Linked DNA regions of Homo sapiens: region 1 is linked to region 2. The links are chromatin loops, found by intact Hi-C in ENCODE. Cell type or tissue: PC-9. All regions are shown on one strand. Each heading gives the region's core, and the rest is flanking DNA. Links, peaks and the distances in the headings are about the cores only.

The links. Hi-C counts contacts between places; a loop is a spot of excess contacts. Peaks named below come from ENCODE experiments on the same cell type or tissue, not always from the same donor. Only the 100,000 strongest peaks of a DNase experiment are listed, where the experiment ranks them.
Region 1: it touches region 2 in a loop (3-fold over the local background); 2 of 110 quality-filtered maps call a loop at or near these places.

What each region holds. Positions count from the first base shown.
Region 1 is chr5:39,677,498-39,680,421 of GRCh38, forward strand. No RefSeq gene overlaps it. Among named protein-coding and RNA genes, the nearest start is that of LINC02104, 160 kb to the left of the region's middle. In PC-9, for the core only: no CTCF peak of the experiment used is centred there; no DNase peak of the experiment used is centred there; H3K27ac peaks cover 944 bases.
Region 2 is chr5:39,623,605-39,626,528 of GRCh38, forward strand. No RefSeq gene overlaps it. Among named protein-coding and RNA genes, the nearest start is that of LINC02104, 100 kb to the left of the region's middle. In PC-9, for the core only: no CTCF peak of the experiment used is centred there; a DNase peak (open chromatin) is centred at 1,117; H3K4me3 peaks cover 2,124 bases; H3K27ac peaks cover 2,500 bases.

The sequences.
Region 1 (2,924 bases), core at 309-2,808, 54 kb after region 2:
ACACTCTTAAGACTCTATCTTGTTGTGACTCTTCCCATCTGTAGTTGAGTCTGATGAACTTAGCTGATTTATGAATAGTTTGTTTCAGTGGCCTTTGGAGAGTTGAGAGTAGATATAATGAAGTCATGTCATTAACAGTGGTTGTCCGTAAATATGTTGAAAATCCAGATTCTGTTTTTACCAGAGGAGTAACCTGGTCAAGCAATACTATTATTTTTTTATGATGGACAAAATATCTACTAAACCCTATGTATGTGCCTTTACATAGATTACCTTTTTAAATTGTTTCAAATGCCTATCAAGTTTGTAGGTTTTTTGTTTGTTTCTGTTTTCTTTTCTTTTTCTTTCTTTTTTCTTTCTTTTTCTTGAGACAGAGTCTCGCTCATGTTACCTCGGCTCACTGCAACCTCCACCTACCGGGTTCAAGTGATTCTCTTGCCTCAGCCTCCGAAGTAGCTGGTATTACAGGAGCCTGCCACTATGCCCAGCTAATTTTTGTATTTTTGGTAGAGACGGGGTTTCACCATGTTGGCCAGACTGGTCTCAAACTCCTGACCTCAGGTGATTTGCCCACCTCGGCCTCCTGAAGTGCTGGGATTACAGGCGTGAGCTACTGCACCCAGCTGTTTCTGTTTTTTTTTTTTTTTTTTTTTTTTTTTTTTTTGAGACAGGGTCTCACTCTATTGCCCAGGCTGGAGTGAAGTGGAGCAATCCCAGCTTACTGCAGCCTTGACCTCCCAGGCTTAGGTGATCTTCCAGCCTTAGCCTCCCAAGTAGCTGTGACTACAGGCCTGTGCTACCGTGCCCAGCTAATTTTTGTATTTTTTTGTAGTGACGGGGTTTTGCCATGATACCCAGGCTGGTCGCGAATTCTTTGCTTAAGCGATCTGGCTGCCTCAGCCTCCCAAATTACTGGGATTACAGGCATGTGAGGTGCCACGCCTGGCCAAGTTCATAGTTTTAATAGCTCCATTTTATTGTAAGGAAACCAAGGCAAAATAAAGTTAATTATTTTTCTCAGTTATGCAGACAGTGAATTTCAGAACCACTTAGGAAATTCAATCCAGACACAAAGGCTCCAGATTACTAAATATAGGTTTGTAGGAAACAAAAAAATGGGGCTAAGGTGTTCCAGCTAGACTCAGATTTCCCCATGTCCCATAGCGGTCACTACAGCCTGAGATGGGGCTCAGCTTAAGGCTATGGGGACTAAAGAGATAAAAGGATTTGTATTTTAGCCTCATTCTTAGTCAAGATTGCCACTCCCTTCCTGTGCTCCTGGCTGCAAACTTACTTCTTAAAAACTGGTAGGACTTGTCTCCCAGGAATGTTTTCAATCATAATTTTTAAAAATCTCATTAGAACATCTAATATTTTATTATTGTTTTTCAGGTTTTCATAGGATAGCTGTTCAAAGGAAAAAAAATATACAATGCTTGTTTCCCTGAGTTAACAGGAAGACCAGATTTTTCACTAAACTGACCAACATTGCTGTCTGTATGTTATGGAGTTGTCAACCCACTGTTTAGTCCCTAAGAAGAGAGGATTTGTCACACTGGCTCACACTCACAGACTCAGTCCATGTTTTATAGCCAACAAAGCCTTCAAGGGACAAACAACATATCTGATATATAGTCTCTTAAAATTTTTGTTGCTATCAATTTTCTATTTATAAACTCACTGCTTGTGTAAATATTTTGTTGTGATTTTTTCCAAAGATTTGTTATTATTATTCACATCCATGATGGGGGAGGAGAAAGAGATAGAGAAAGAGAGAGAGAGAGAGAGAGATTGAGAGACAGAGAGAATACTCACATTTCAGCCCTTTGAAATCATGCCAGTTATTTTCTGCATAGGATCCCGCTGTTTGTGCCTCCACCTCCATTATTCACCCTGCTCGAACCCCCTCAGTGCCCCCAGGAAGCCACCAGCATATGACAGGCTTGCTGGGTCCTCTGATTTACTGCTGGCTTCCATTAGCTAGGAGCCCACTGGGTAGGAGATTGGAAAGAGAGTCAGGTGAGAGTATTTATTTCCTGAGCTTCCTCCCTGCCAGGTGCCTTGGGGTAACCCTTTACCAATGGTCACTGATCTTTGCAACACAGAGGAATTTCTGCTACTCTCTTCTCTCTAACTGTTAGTTGCCCCCTCCCTCCACTCATCTCTCCCTGACTAGGAATAGTAACAACTCACTTATCATAAGCCCCAGATTAGTATCCTTTGTGGCTCCCCTGTGTTAACAACCACTCTGAAAATTAACCCTCCTCTGATTATCCTATTTTGATTTTTCCAAATACAGCTGGTCCGTTGTATTCATGGGTTTTGCATCCATAGATTTAACCAACTGTGGATCAAAAATATTTTAAACAATGGATCATTGCCTCTGTACTATGTACAGACATTTTTTTCTTGTCATTATTTCCTAAACAATACAGTATAACAACTATTTACATAGCATTTACATTGTGTTAGATATTATAACTAATCTAGAGTTTATTTAAAGTATACAGGAGGATGTGTGTAGGTTACATGCAAACACTCCATTATTTTATACCAGGAACTTACTTCGGCTTCTGCAGATTTTGGTATTTATAGGGTTTCTGACACCAATCCCCCATGAATACTGAATGATAACTATATTTCCTACTGGAATTTTTACTTGTGTTTTTTTCTCATCATCCTTTTAAAGACCATAACCTACTTGAACAAGGCTATAATTATTTCTGCAAAGAATATTTCAAAGGGAAGATATATGTAAGGCAAATCTGGCACACTTTTAATTTGCTGCTCTTCCTAATACTTTTTTGTGGTCTCTCTAAGTCAAGTGTGTTTATATCTTGCCCTATTACAGTGACACATGCTATTCAGCAAAGAAATGTGTCTCCAGATCTTCTGTCTATGTCCAAATCCCTCAGGACTCTGTT
Region 2 (2,924 bases), core at 150-2,649:
TCAAGCGATTCTGCTGTCTGAGCTTCCTGAGTAACTGGGATTATAGGCCAGCACCACCACGCTATACTAAATTTTACTATTTTTAGTAGAGATGGGGTTTTACCAAGTTAGTCAGACTGGTCTTGAACTCCTGACCTCAAGTGATCCACCTGCCTCAGCCTCCCAAAGTACTGGAATTACAGGTGTGAGCAACCATGCTCAGACTTAAATGAATTTTTTTAAATGAAAAATTGGGTTAACGGGTAACAAAAACACTTTACAGTACATCACCCCACAGCCTAGTATCTAGAGTTTTCTCAGTGAAACATAATTTTAGAAATTATCTCTTTTCGTATTTGTTACTTAATTTGTCATACTGCAAATTTCAAGGGCTGGTAGTAGTAGCCAGTGAAATGCCATGCCCAAAGAGGAAGGTAAATAATGTTTTTAAATGCATTTGCTAGTTTTATGCTTTACAGAAAATATTTTATTTTCTGTAAAATAAATTAGTTCCAATTTAGAGATGAGGATATTAGGGTTCATAAATGTTCAAAAACTTGGTCAAGGTCAAATTAGTGAGTAGTAGTGCTCCTTTCACTTACTACTCAAGCATCTGTTTTCTAATTTTTGCACAGCCCTTGAATTCAGAGACTATAATTTATTAGTCTATTAAGGTGTAAATTTTAAAGAAGAATAATGTGCCAAATATTGTTATCAAAAAGATTTTCATATGAGACCATTTCTACAGAAACTTTTTGTTGTTGTTCCTTTTTCTTATTCAATCTTATTGCAGTGATGACTGCAGTAACATGTTGTATCTCTCCTCTTCTTACAACTTAACTTTGACACTGCTCCCATCCAGTAATGGGAACTATGTACTCTCCACTTGCATGTACTTGTCAATAATGTTAATACTTTGTGGTTTTTGAGGCTGAGTTATAAAAGGTGATTTTTAACCTTGTTCTCTTGGGACACTCTCTCAATTCAGCAACCATACTGTTAGGTAGTCCAAGCAGCTTGCAGATAGGTCCATATGGGGAGAATCAGGGTCTGGTCATTAACAGGAACCACTGAACTGCCAGTCAATAGTGAGCCCCAACTAGCCAGCCATGTGAATGAGTCATCCTGGGAGTAATCCTGCAATACCAGTTGAACTGCCCAGCTGATGCTATGTGGAGCAGAGGTAAAACCTTCACAAGGATCCCTGTGAAAACTGAAGTTTTATAAGTGAAATTAACTATTTATTGCTGTTGTTTTAAGCCACAGCATTTTATAGTGATTTGCTATTCGGCAATAAGCAAGTGTCACATGTTCTTTTGGGTTAATGGAAAACTTACTTTTGAAAACCATTTTCATTGCACTACATTTCTGAATGTTTTCTTCCTGTTGTATGAGCTAAAAATAATCCAAGAAAAGTTGCCCAACTCCTGAGAGACTTGGACAAACCTGAAATAATTTTTGTTTTGTAGTTTCATTCTTATGCTGCTCTATTAAAAAATCTTGCTTGTCTGTTTTGACCAGAAATATCCAGGAAAAAGGCAGTTACATTCGTTTACTCTGGACTTGCTGCAAGAGTATGAACAGGCAAAGTAACCTTTGCACTATAGTTAATGTTTTCCACGGAATCTATCTGAACATCAGACTGCTTCATTGCTACAAGTTATTCAACTTCTATTAATTCTATAATTGAATAGAAGTTTGATTTAACTTGTGGAATTTTGCTTCTAAGAAACCTGCTTCTTTTATTTGGAGCACATCTCGTTTCAGTCTTTCTTTGTGTGTCATATTAATAGATTTTTTAAACATTTGTTTTAAACATTTTCCTTAAAAATATATTTTTTTTCTTCATTCTTCTTATTCTTGCCATGTTCCTGGTCATAAATATCAAGGTGATGGTTTCTAGTTATCCAGGCTTATGTAGCTATTTAACAAGCTCATAAGATTATCAACTACATTGTCCACCTGCATATTTTGTCATGGCATAAATAAGCCATATCCTGCAATGGCATTAAATCATAGATATGATAGGATTCATATTAACTATTTGAAAGAAGCATGTGGACAGGAACTCAAGGAAGTCACACAGGTGAGTTATTCTTTATTGACAATACGGATAAGTAATTGACATTATTACTTTCTGTATCTGGGAACACTAAACCCTAGTGTCTAGTGTCACAACTGCCTTTACCTTGGCTTCCCCAACCCAATTCCCAGAAAACAAAGCTTGTAACAGGGGCTTGTGTGTGGGTGACTTATTTAGGAAGTGACCCTAGGTAACTGAGATGGGGACTGGAATAGAGTAACATGGAAGGAAGGAAAGCCATGAGTAGTAGTCTGTTTTCAGGCTGCTGATAAAGACATACCCGAGACTGGGTAATTTATAAGTAAAAATAAGTTTAATGGATTCAACAGTTCCATGTGGCTGGTGAGGCCTGACAGTCATGGTGGAAGGTGAAAGGCACGTCTTATATAGTGGCAGACAAGAAAGAATGAGAGCCAAGTGAAAGGGATTTCCATTTATAAAACCATCAGATCTTGTGAGACTTATTCACTACCACAAGAACAGTATGGGGAAAAGCATCCCCATGATTCAATTATCTCCCAACAAGTCCCTCCCACAACACATGGGAATTATGGGAGCTACCATTCAAGATGAGATTTGGGTGGGGACACAGCTAAACCATATCACCATGGTAAGAGTTATTTATCAAATTGGTCCCCACTATAGCTACAGGAGCTCAATTCCTCTGGGAACTTCTCACGAGAAAGTGTCTCAAGGATGAGAAGACAGGGCACTTATCTCTTGACCCCTCCTCCATTGGCCAAGGGTAGCCTGTGGTTTATTAACTCCTTGGGGCTTCTATGTCTCTTGTGTCTAAGCACGAAGTGGTCTTTGTAAGCCTCCTTTGTTGCTGCATCAGAGGAGTACTAGAAAAGGGAGAGGA